Regions from separate parts of the Homo sapiens genome. Here region 2 is linked to region 1. Evidence: chromatin contacts called from ENCODE Hi-C or POLR2A ChIA-PET data. All regions are on one chromosome and are shown on one strand. Each heading gives the region's core, a stretch centred on a gene start or an enhancer-like site at or near the end of the contact. The rest is flanking DNA. Distances are from core to core; before and after follow the strand shown. Region 1 holds the start of TCEA3 (transcription elongation factor A3). Region 2 holds the start of RPL11 (ribosomal protein L11).

Evidence for each region. Hi-C counts contacts between places; a loop is a spot of excess contacts on that map. ChIA-PET counts read pairs that join two places held with the same protein, here RNA polymerase II (POLR2A). Pooled maps may share reads with other maps.
Region 2: a pooled map shows a loop between it and region 1 (2.1-fold over the local background). The contact joins the promoter of RPL11 here to the promoter of TCEA3 in region 1. A Hi-C loop is called at or near these places in 1 of 50 pooled maps. POLR2A ChIA-PET finds 5 or more read pairs at or near these places in 7 of 52 experiments (AG04449, CD4-positive, alpha-beta T cell, H1 and 3 more).

The regions. Positions count from the first base shown.
Region 1 is chr1:23,422,604-23,428,848 of GRCh38, forward strand. It overlaps TCEA3 (transcription elongation factor A3), which reads right to left and starts at 2,145. Exons shown (of 11, transcript NM_003196.3): 1 at 1,962-2,145. The coding sequence starts at 2,030. LOC124903875 (a long non-coding RNA gene) reads left to right here and starts at 2,263. Exons shown (of 3, transcript XR_007065535.1): 1 at 2,263-2,558; 2 at 3,575-3,657; 3 at 5,109-6,245. It overlaps ASAP3 (ArfGAP with SH3 domain, ankyrin repeat and PH domain 3), which reads right to left. Exons shown (of 25, transcript NM_017707.4): 25 at 5,960-6,245.
Region 2 is chr1:23,689,057-23,695,302 of GRCh38, forward strand. RPL11 (ribosomal protein L11) reads left to right here and starts at 2,750. Exons shown (of 6, transcript NM_000975.5): 1 at 2,750-2,773; 2 at 3,553-3,703; 3 at 4,751-4,857; 4 at 5,604-5,735. The coding sequence starts at 2,768. RefSeq lists an enhancer at 2,712-3,031.

The sequences.
Region 1 (6,245 bases), core at 895-3,394:
GCCAGACGCCCAGAGCTCCATGCCCACCCAGACACTGCCGAGAGCCCAGGCGCAGACGTGGCTGTAAACTGGCTCCATGCTGCAGGGACCCTGCGGCCAGACTTGCATCTTTTCAGGGGACAGCTCTGGGCACTTCCACAGGAATCCATCTCCAAAAGACACCATTTCCTCTTCCCATTTCACAGAAGAGGAAACTCGAGGTCCAGAAAGGGAAGGTTGAGTGGCTTTTGCCTAGGGCCATAAAAGGAGTGAGGGGGAGGCCAGGGCAGGTCCCGTCCTCTTCAGCCAGAGCTCTATCCCAAGCAGCCTGCCTCTCCTCCGGTCTCTAGGCGTCCCCACCCTACCCCTCTTACCCAGGGGCCCAGAATTTCTTTCCTGGCCCAAGCTTGGGGGTCAGTAAGGAGCTGGGCTGGGATAACCCGTCTATTTGAACTGGAATTTGGCTCAGAATCCCTGGCTGCGCTCTGCCAACCCCAGCTGAGAAAATGCTCCCCCAAGACTTGTGGCTCAGTTGTACTGAGGATTGTGGAGGAGTCTGGAACGGGGAGTGCATGGAGGTTGGGAGTGTCAGGTGAGAAGCTCCCAGCACTCTGCAGGTTTGTGCTGTATCTTTCTGTGTTGGACCTGGCTGCGTAGAAGCAGGTCTTGTTCGCCAGTTCTTAGCAAGCACAGGTCTGAGTCCTACTAAGGGCTTTACATCTCTGTCTCATCTCTCCAATCCTCACCGCTGCCAGCAGAGACAAGAATCCAGTGACATCCCTTCTCCAGAGGCAGATAATCTCATCTCTTTCTTACAGATGAAGAAACTGAGGCTCTGGCCTTTATATGGACACCAACTCATGACTGCCCAGTGTCCACTCTAGGGCTCCCTGCCACTTCATGGTTCCAGTGACCCTTCCCTGGGCCTTGGCTACTCTTCCTGGCTCTAAAACTTCCCTTAGTGTCTCTTCCTTTCCCAGGCTCCTAAGTGTCCTGGAAATGCAGGTGGCTGCAGCACATGGCTACGGATGGTGGGAGGAAGAGGACCCTGGAACAGGAACGGGAGGTGGGAAGGGCATGCTCACCAGGCTCCCTTTTTTTCCCTCCCAGGGTGAGCGCAGGCCCTCCAGGACCCAAGGCCAAATTTGCTCTGGCCAGGCGACCAGTCGGCCGCCAGCCCCAGGCAAAGATCACGGGGAAGATCAAACATTAACTTCCAGCTGGGTCTGCGCTCTGGCCAGGACCCTCCGGTAGGGCTGTCAGCCCTGCTCCCAACCTCCCGCCGAGCCCGCTCCTCCCTCCGCCCTCGCCCTCGCTGCACAGGCCTCCAGCCCGGCCCCCTTCCCCCGCCCCGCGGGCCCCCGCACCTGTTCGGCCCCCGCCCGTCCGGGCCGCACCCCAAGGCCAAGGAAAGGGAAAATTGCCAAAAGAACCGCTCCTGACGCACCAAGCGGTGGGGTCGCAGGATCCACGGCCTTTTACTTCTCTCCCGCAGACCCACTCCGGGGTGCAGGGATGCAGCTCAGTACCCCCGTCAGCCCAAGTTTCTCTGCCACTTCTCGGGCCACCCGGATTTGCCCCCCGCCCCGCCCCCGCCATCGCCGCCGCTCCCCGGGCTTTGCACACGCCAAGCCCTGGGACTCCCAAAGTCCTTTCCCACGTCCAGCTCTCTTCGCCCGCTTTCCTGGGCCCTGCACTAGCTGCCCAGGGTGAACCCTACACGTCCAAAGGGACGTGCACAAGTCGCGCCTCCGGGACCCGCACGATCCCCCTGGCGTCCTGGGCCACGCACACGCCCACCTCGAGGTGCTCAGCAAGGGTCCCCAAGGGGCCTTGGGCCCTGCACCAGCCGCTCCTCCCTCGGGTCCCCGAGTCCCGTACGCGCCCCCATGGCGCCCCGCCAGTACGTCCCCACCCCGGAATCCGGGGCTTGCCCGCGCCTCCCGGGGGCGGGGGCCGTGGCCCAAACTCTGCAGCCTCACCGTGTTCTTCCTGGCCACCATCTTCTCCAGCTTTTTGGCGATCCTCAGCAGCTCCTCTTCCTGGCCCATGTTGGCCCGCGACGCCCGGCGGGGCGAGGGGCACAGGGGCAGCAGTAGGGCCTCGGGGGCAGGAGGCGCGAAGGCGGAGGGCGCGCAACCCGCGCGGGCCCCAAACACACACGACACACACGCCCGGCGGGGGCGGGGCTCTCCCCACCCCCACCCCCCCACCGCCCGCCTCCCAACTGTGCGGGGGAGGGGTGGCGGGCACTAAATATAGACTTCAAGGACTTGCCCGGGCACTGATTGCCCGCGCCGGCCGATCGGGCCTCAGGGGAGGGACGAGGCTGAGAGAGGGGACCCTCCAACTCCGGCCCTTCCAGGGGCGCCGGGGGACCGAAGAGAGATTTGGGAAGGAGGGCTCTCTGGCGAGCTGGGAGGCTGTGACCTGGCCACAGGCGGCGGTCGCGGCGCGGAGGGCGCCCGAGGGTGTCCCAGGGGCCCTGGGAAGCGTTCTGGGCTCCCGCGTCTCTGCACCGTTGCATCTCAAAGCGGGAGGACACAGTTCCGCGCCTATGCCCAAGTGGAGGCAACTCGGTGCGCTCGAATCCCGTGTGTGTGTGTGTGTGTGTGTGTGTGTGTGTGTGTGTGTGTGTGTGTAGATCACTAAATCCAGCTCTGCTTTAACCTGCACTCACTCCATCGTGCACACGGCCTGTGCATGCCACGTGTATCCAGGCTCCTGTTTGCCTCTGTCTACCTAAAACTTCCTTTGCTGGCTGTTTTGTTAGTAAGGCTTTGCATTTTTAACAAGCTCCTATGTGCTGGGGGTGCTGCTGGTCCCAGAACTACACTCTCGAGTAGTGAGAGCTTATCGGGGAGATTCTTTTTATTTTTTTGAGACAGGGTCTCCCTCTGTGGCTGAGGCCAGAGTGGAGTGGAGCAATCAGGCTCACTGCCTCGACTTCCCCAGCTCAAGTGATCCTTTCTGCCTCAGCCTCCTGAGTAGCTAGGACTACAGGCGTGAGCCATCCATCATGCCCAGCTAATTTTTTAATTTTTTGTAAAGACTAGGTCTTACTACGTTGCCCAGGCTGGTCTGGAACTCCTGGTCTCAAGCGATCCGCCTGCCTTGGCCTCCCAAAGTGCTGTAATTACAGATGAGATTCTTTTTTTTTTTTTTTGAGACGCAGTCTCGCACTGTCGCCCAGGCTGGAGTGCAGTGCCACGATCTCGGCTCACTGCAAGCTCTGCCTCCCGGGTTCACACCATTCTCCTGCCTCAGCCTCCTGAGTAGCTGGGACTACAGGCGCCCGCCACCACGCCCGGCCAATTTTTTTGTATTTTTAGTAGAGATGGGGTTTCACCATGTTATCCGGAATAGTCTCGATCTCCTGACCCCGTGATCTGCCTGCCTCGGCCTCCCAAAGTGCTGGGATTACAGGCGTGAGCCACCGCACCCCGCCGAGATTCATTCTTAAGTGCACCAAATTTTGAGAAATATTGATCCAGGTGCAAGGCTGCCAGGTCAGGCCAGTATCCCCTCAGTGGGGTTGGGTTTGGAAGTCATCTTAGTGGAGGGGTGGAAACACAATTGTGCCTATCTTCCCCAGCCATGCAGGGATCTGCCTTCCTGTGGAATGATCTCCAATGATCTTCAAGTATCTCCTGCAGACCCAGTTCTCTTGCTAAATAAGTGAGTTTAATGGACAGAAAATGATCTTCCTGTGATGGGGGTGGGGCTCAGGAACCTGGAGGGAAGGCATGAAAAGTGGTCCACAGTGTGTGGGAGCTGGGGTTGGGGTGTCGAGTGAAATCTCCTGATTTTCCTGAGAGAACCGCATTTCAGCTTGGGTCGCAGAGGCAGCTTGGTGTGGACACCTATCTTCTAATTGCTATGTGACGGGGATCAAGGTAGGACAGAGTGGGTTTTTTTCATCCATTCAACAAATACGTATTGAGTGTCCAAGCAATGAACAAGACAGACCCAGTCCCAGAAAGCTTGAGACTCAGTCTATGGGCAAGAGAAACCTTAAACAAAAACAGACATAGTCAATTAATGCATTTATCATAGCTGGGGTGAAGGGCAGGAAGCAGTGGAGGATAGCTTAAGGACACATTTGAGGGGACCTGCACTATTTAGGGTGTCAACTTCTCTGAAGAAACGAAGTTTAAACTTTGGGCTGAAGTACACAGTGGCCGTTGAGGGGAGGAGGAAGAGTGTTCACGGAAGAAAGGAAGAGGCATTCAACATATATTTATGGAGCACCTAATATGTGCCAGGTAGTTCTTGTTCTGGACATCCAGAGAGGAACAAAACAGTCCTCCCCTCTTGGAGTTCCAAATGTGCAAAGCTTAGGGATGGGAGGGTGCCTGGCCTGCCTGACAGTGTTGGAGGAACTGAAAAATTGGCGTGGCTGCAGCACAGAGGTGAGGAGTGTGGGGAGAGGCAGTGGGTGGGACCTGAGCATGCAGTGCCTGCCGGTCACATTTGGGAAGTTAGACTCTAATGGTTTGGGATTCTCTGGGAGGCCTTTTGGCCAATCCCAGCCAAGCCCTTCTGGGTTGAAGAGACTCAACCTCAGCAGCCTGAGGCTACTTAGGATTGCCTTATTAAAAAAAAGGCCAGGAGCAGTGGCTCATGCCTGTAATCCTAGCACTTTGGGAGGCCAAAGCAGGAGGATTGCTTGAAGCCAGGAGTTCAAGACTAGCCTGGGCAACAGAGAGAGACCTCGTCTCTACAAAATATTTTAAAAAGCTGGGCATGGTGGCGTGGGCCTATAGTCCCAGCTACTCGGAAGGCTGAGGCAGGAGGCTTGCCTGAGCCCAGGAGTTCAAGGTTACAGTGAGCTCTGATTGTGCCACTGTACTCCAGTATGGGAGACAGAGCCATCAAAAAAAAAAAAAAAAGAGAGAGAGAGAGATTTTTCTCAAACTTCCACCCAGTCACCACCCTGAGATGCGCGACATCAAAAAAAAGTTAAGACTCCTAGAATGTCAGGGTATGAAGGCCCCTAAGAAAACATGGAGTCCAACCTCTTTATTGTATAGATGGGAAGACCGAGGCCTAAAGAGGGTGATGATTCTCTCAGGGTTGGACCCTGTTGATACCATCATATCCCCTCTGCCTACCTGTCCACCCTACAGGTCACTGGAAGATAATTCCTGGACACACCTTGGACAGCTCCCCACATTTCTCTATTTGGAGCTTTGGGGTGGTAGGAAATTGATGCCCTCAGAAAGGACACCCCCAACCAGCAAGAAACCAGAGTTGGTGGAAAACATCATTTCTTCACTCTCGATGGGACAACCTGAAGGCATGTTCTAGTCAATACTCCTTCTCACAGGTCCCCAACAAGAGTTAGAGACAGAGTCTCGCTCTGTTGTTCAGGCTGGAGTGCAGTGGCGCCATCATGGCTCACTGCAGCCTTGAACTCCTGGGCTCAAGCAATTCTCCCACCCGAGTAGCTGGAGTATAGGTTCTCACCAACACGCACAGCTCTTTATCTTTGACTTTCTGTTTCATTTCTCTATTCCCTCATTATGCTTCCTGGGATCATTTCACAGATAAGCTACTTGCTCCCAAATCCTTGTCTCAGGGGCAGTCAACAGAGACAGTGGCAGAGGACCATGGGAGAGCTAGAATTTCAGGTCTCCAGACTCCTAGTCCAGTGCTCTTTCCAGGGTTTCTCAACCTTGGCACTATTAACATTTTGGACTGGATAATGCATTGCTAGGGAGGGTTGACCTATGCACCGTAGGATGTTTAGTAGCATCCCTGACCTTTGTCCACTAAATGCCACTAGCATCCTCCAGTTGGGAACAGTCAAAACTGTTTTCTGCTTTATCAGAAGTTCCCCGGGGCAAAACACTGTGGTTGCAAACCACTATTCCACATCAGGCCATCTCCCTTGCCAGGTCCAGAGAAAGAATTTCAAGCCCCAAGATTCCTTTCCCCTCCCTGTTGCTCTTTAGATCACATAAATGAAACCACTGGAAACTGACCCCCCAATCCTTTATTAGAGATGAGTGAAATAACAAGTCTGAGATGAATGAAACCAGACACTGGGGGCTCAAAAGACAACCCTGTTCCTGTGGGAACCACAGACCAGTCAGGTCTCCAGGGGAAACAGCACAGCCTCCCCAGCCAGGCAGCTGTGTTGGCCATTGGTGCTCTCTAGTCTCCCCTGCTTGGCTTGGCCCATTCCTGCCAGGGCCCAGCACCCAGCAACTGGCAAGTTGAGATGTTAGTGGTTGATGATGGCTTAGGTGTATCTGCTTTCT
Region 2 (6,246 bases), core at 1,500-3,999, 270 kb after region 1:
AGCGTCTCCGCCCGGCAGCCGCCCCGTCCGGGAGGGAGGTGGGGGGGTCAGCCCCCCGCCCAGCCAGCCGCCCCGTCCGGGAGGGAGGTGGGGGGGTCAGCCCCCCGTCCGGGAGGTGAGGGGCGCCTCTGCCCGGCCGCCCCTACTGGGAAGTGAGGAGCCCCTCTGCCCGGCCACCACCCCGTCTGGGAGGTGTACCCAACAGCTCATTGAGAACGGGCCGGGATGACAATGGCGGTTTTGTGGAATAGAAAGGGGGGAAAGGTGGGGAGAAGATTGAGAAATCGGATGGTTGCCGTGTCTGCGTAGAAAGACGTAGACATGGGAGACTTTTCATTTTGTTCTGTACTAAGATAAATTCTTCTGCCTTGGGATCCTGTTGATCGGTGACCTTACCCCCAACCCTGTGCTCTCTGAAACATGTGCTGTGTCCACTCAGGGTTAAATGGATTAAGGGCGGTGCAAGACGTGCTTTGCTAAACAGATGCTTGAAGGCAGCATGCTCGTTAAGAATCATCACCACTCCCTAATCTCAAGTACCCAGGGACACAAACACTGCGGAAGGCCGCAGGGTCCTCTGCCTAGGAAAACCAGAGACCTTTGTTCACTTGTTTATCTGCCGACCTTCCCTCCACTATTGTCCTATGACCCTGCCAAATCCCCCTCTGCGAGAAACATCCAAGAATGATCAATAAAAATTAAAAAAAAAAATACATTGTACAGTAATCTTTTAATCAAAACACTGCATCATAGGTGGAGACTGAAAGCCTGCCACTTGTGGTCGCTGTTTTTTGTTTGTTCGTTTGTTTGTTTTGAGACAGGGTCTTGCTCTATCACCCAGGCTGGAGTGCAGTGGTGTGATCTTGGCTCACTGCAAGCTTCTTCTCCTCGGTTCAAGCGATTCTCCTGCCTCAGCCTTCCGAGTAGCTCGGATTACAGGCATGCACCACCAGGCCCGGTTAATTTTTGTATTTTTAGTAGAGACGGGGTTTCACCCCGTTGGCCAGGCTGGTCTCGAACTCCTGACCTTAAGTGATCCACCCGCCTTAGCCTCCCAAAGCGCTGGGATTACAAGTGTGAGCCACAGCACCTGGCCTGGTTGGCGGGGCCGGGGTCGGGTGTGGTGGTGGGGGGAGGGGGGGTGGGTCGCTGTTGTTTCACAGCTGATCCAGGTTTTCTGGTGATGCTCCTCTGCTGCTTAGTTGCCCTGAACACATTACTTTTTCACTGTATTAATGACATAGCATATATTTTGCTGTTAAGAACTTATTTTTTATTTTTGAGACGGAGTCTCGCTCTGTCACCCAGGCTGGAGTGCAGTGGCGCGACCTCGGCTCACTGAAAGCTCCGCCTCCCAGGTTCACGCCATTCTCCTGCCTCAGCCTCCAGAGTAGCTGGGACTACAGGCGCCCGCCACCACGCCCGGCTAATTTTTTTTTTTTTTTTTTTTTGTATTTTTAGTAGAGACGGAGTTTCACCGTGTTAGCCAGGATGGTCTCGATTTCCTGACCTCGCGATCCGCCCGTCTCGGTCTCCCAAAGTGCTGGGATTACAGGCGTGAGCCACCGCGCCCGGCCGCTGTTAAGTACTTATATGTGAATAAGCGTAAGAAAGTATTGCTTATCAATAGCATATACATTTACAGTCTGGAAAAATGGTTAGGCCAACCAACCAGAGATTGTCCACAAGGGTGGCTGAGATAGTGACACCTTTGCTTTCTGATGGTTCAATGTACACAAACTTTGTTTCATGCACAAACTTACTTAAAATATTGTATAAAATTACCTTCAGACTATGTGTATAAGGTGTATATGGAACATAAATTAATTTCATATTCAGACTTGGGTTCCATCCCCAAGATATCTCATTATGTTTATGCGAATATTCCATAATCCGGAAAAATCCCAAATCTAAAAACCGTCTGGTCCCAGGCTTTTCAGGTTAGGAATACGCACCCTGTAGTAACTTGCCCAAGGTCACATAGCTACTAGCTGGTCGAGACAGGACCACATCTGCCTGTCTTCAAGCTCGGGACTCTTAAACCACCACTCCTTTCCGTTTGTATAAATTCTATTTGTGCCCGGAGTGGTGGCTCACGCCTGTAATCCCAGCACTTTGGGAGGCCAAGGCGGGTGGATCATTTGAGGTCAGGAGTTCCATACCAGCCCGACCAACATGGTGAAACCCCATCTCTACTAAAAATACAAACAAATTAGACCGGTATGGTGGTGCGTGCCTGTAATCCCAGCTACTTGGGAGGCTGAGGCAGGAGAATCGCTTGAACCCGGGAGGCGGAGGTTGCAGTGAGCCGATATCGCGCCACTGCACTTCAACCTGGGTGACACAGCGAGGCTCCGTCTCAAAAAATAAATAAATAAATAAATTATATTTGTTTACGTTGTTACAGAATAAATTTGCGTCATAATTTGCATGATTGATTTAATGTAGTTTTGGCGTTCTCATCACACAAGGACCACCAGCTCGTGACACTGGGAGGAGAGAACGTCCTCAAGGTCCGGAAACTCAAGGACGTGCTGATTCGGGAGCTTTCAAAAACTATTTTTGGAAAACCCAGATCCCGGTCTTCAGCCAGCGTCGCCTGCAGTGGCTAGCACTACCCACAAGGGAGAAGCCGACGCTGCAGGGCTTTGCCAAATGCGCCTCTCTTCCTCGTCTTCATCTCTGTGGTTAGCCTGGGAAAAGAGCCCGCCTCCTGGCCCATAAGGCCCTCGGCCGGAAGCTCCGCTTTCTCTTCCTGCTCTCCATCATGGCGGTGAGTAGCTGGGACCTGGATTTGCTTTCCTTTATCCGTCGCCATCCATGGCAGGCCGAGCCTGCGGGGGCTACTTCGCCCGCAGCCCGAGGAATATGGAGCCCGCAATGCCTGCTGGCCCAAAACTAGCAGAGCCGTTCGAGCCAAGGACGCAGGGTTGAATTCTGTCACTTTCCCTGCCATCGTTTTAGGAGCGGCTCCGGGCACTTGCCCGGAGTGCTCAGAAGCACGGTCAGGAGGCTGCAGCGGGGGCAGATGGGGTGAATGGAGGGTTCTGAGGCAGGGGGGTCCGGGCCTTTTCCTGGTCCCGGGGACTTGAGACTTGCTCGGTGCTAGGAAACCTTAGTCGGTTGCTCCGCTTAGGGAAGGTGCCAGCCTTTAGACAGCTTCCGAATAGGATGCTGGACGTCGCATAACCACGTGTTTCCTGTTAACTGAGCAATTAAGTTCTGTTTCTTCGCTCACTCCCCTTAGTTGGCCTTACAATGGGGGCGCTCTTTGTTACCCTGAGCCTCTTAGGGTTCGATCTCAGTGTCCGTATCTTTTAACACTCAATAACTGTCCTGAGTTTTCTCTTCACCCGTTCCGTTCGTGGAGGAAGGATAGGTTCCGAGCTGTCTTCTTCCCTTGATGTCCCCTAAACATTATACCTTTTAAACATTCAGGGTCTTCGTTACGATTTGGGATGAGCAGAAATAAAAATGCTGTGCAGATAGAAAGTAGTAAAACTCAGGGCCCTCAGCTGTGAGTGTATTGACTGCTGCTCTTCCCTGTTGCAGCAGGATCAAGGTGAAAAGGAGAACCCCATGCGGGAACTTCGCATCCGCAAACTCTGTCTCAACATCTGTGTTGGGGAGAGTGGAGACAGACTGACGCGAGCAGCCAAGGTGTTGGAGCAGCTCACAGGGCAGACCCCTGTGTTTTCCAAAGGTGAGTAGTCACAAGGACATACAGGGTTTGCCTGCTTGGGTCGCTTGGTTGTTTCTTGATTTACCTGCTGTCGAGTCTGTTTAGAAAGTGACAGTCGGCATCACTTAAAGCATTAAATTCATGAGCCGGCCAAGAGGTGTCTTTTTTTTTTTTTTTTATTCAAGATGGCGTGTGGGATTGGAACACTAGATTTTATTTGAGCAGATCTTAAGCTAAGACTAGCCCAAGTAAAGATTTTCCTAAGTAACTAGGATATGAGATAGAGTGGAAATGTCAGGAACGAAGTAAAGATCATTAGATCTGATTAGCAGTTAGGGTTATATAGGCTGCATTAAGAACAGGGCTGTACGGGAGCATGAGGCTTCAGTGGCCTATATTAGTGCCACTGCACTCCAGCCTGGTTGACCCTATCTCAAAAGTTGTATACAGATTGCCTGGGTTTGAGTGATGGCTTCACCATTTGCTGGTCTGACTCTGGGCTCTCTGGACCTCTGCTTTTTTCTTTGCATAAAGAGGGTAATACTTTATAATTGTGGAAGATAAAATGAGTTGTACATGTGTAGTTGCTTTAGGACAGTGAAATATGGCAAGTCTTTGGATTCCACTCCTGCTTTTTGTTACCAGCTGTGATGTTTGGCAAGTTAATAAACCTCTCAAAACCTCACCTGTAAAATATGGATAACAGTACAATAAGGTTTCAGCAAATAGTAGATGTTGTCAATAATGCTTTGTTTTCTTTGGAACATGATAATCTTACTAGTGGCTTCTTCGGCCTATTCTGGTTGTGACCTTGCCCTTCCTGGAACTTCGGCGTTATGACTGTTCTTAACTGCTGAAGGATGGCTGGATGTCTGGAAATGGGAAAATCTGTGCTGTGGATGAAATCTTATTAATAGATGTGGGAGACACTAATTAGAACACCACAACTTAAAAGAGTGTGGATGAATGCTTAATGTCTCTTTAAGTCATGGAGATGGTGTTCTGGGAAAGAGGTGAGTGTAGTGGGGGTATGATGGCATCTGACTCCTTGTTACCCACTTCCTGCAGCTAGATACACTGTCAGATCCTTTGGCATCCGGAGAAATGAAAAGATTGCTGTCCACTGCACAGTTCGAGGGGCCAAGGCAGAAGAAATCTTGGAGAAGGGTCTAAAGGTGAGCCTAATCCCCTAATGGAGTGATATTGATCAGCACTCCTTTAGTAACACATGTAGATAAGTTACATTTAATGTTCTGTTCTTTGGTGTCTTGATATTTATTTACTTAAGCTTCTAAAAGGCTTTTTCTACAATCAGCAGGGTTAAACTGTTCTTGGTGGTTTAAAAGATGCTTGAGGCTGGGCACGGTGGCTCAACGCCTGTAATCCCAACACTTTGGGAGGCCAAGGCGGTTGGATCATTTGTGGCCAGGAGTTCGAGACCATCCTGGCCAACATGGTGAAACACCATCTCTACTAAAAAAAGATAAAAATTAGCCGGGCTTGGTGGCGGGCTCCTGTAGTCCCAGCTACTCGGGAAGCTGAGGCACGACAATTGCTAGAACCTGGGAGGTAGAGGTTGCAGTGAGCTGATATTGTGCCACTGCACTCCAGCTTAGGCCACAGAGTGAGACTCTTGTCTCAAAAAAAAAAAAGAAAAAGGATGCTTGGGAGTCATTTCATGCCTCTGCTTTCTCTGGGTTTTTCTCTGCTCTTTGGAAGCTGGGAGAGGTCATACTGGGTAGTTGGGGTGTGAATCTATAGTCGAGGTATAGTGAGGAAGTCAGGTTGTGTTCTCAGCCAAGTTTCATTGACTTCTGTTTGCTCTGGGGTGCATGTTGCAGGCTGAGCTATTAATAGTTACTTGGGGGTGGGAGGGAGTTGAAGATGACAAGGAATGTTATTGCTGCATTTTTCTCCACAGGTGCGGGAGTATGAGTTAAGAAAAAACAACTTCTCAGATACTGGAAACTTTGGTTTTGGGATCCAGGAACACATCGATCTGGGTATCAAATATGACCCAAGCATTGGTATCTACGGCCTGGACTTCTATGTGGTATGAATATTTAATCTTTTCCCGCTCCTGGTCTGTGAGGAGAGGGGAATCTTTATTTCATATGTGGTATGTTGGTGTTCACATGTTGAGTTGCAGCTTTGAATATTGTCTGCCTTTGTGTTCTCCTCCCCCTTGGGGAAATGTGCCTCATTTGTGGCAAATGTAGGGGTGCAGCTCTGAACAAGGTGGACAAGATCCCTGCTGTTGGGGAACTTGCAGTCGAGGATCTGTAAAGCACCCACATGGCTTAAAGGTGGATGAAGGAAACTGTTCCCTCCAGCCAGTGATTTGAAACTTTGGAGAGAGGCAGTATTGGTGCCACATTTGGCCTATGGGTTGGTTGGCTGCACTGAGGCTGTTCTCCCCCTGGTTCTTCCTATAGAAACAGCTTTGGGTGATGCAGTGGTTTGCTCAGGAAGGGGGTTTTAACATAGAAATGACCTTTTGTGTTACTGCCGTGTTTTGGTCCAACAATAAAACTGAATAGCCTAAATCAGAAGTCCTGACTAGT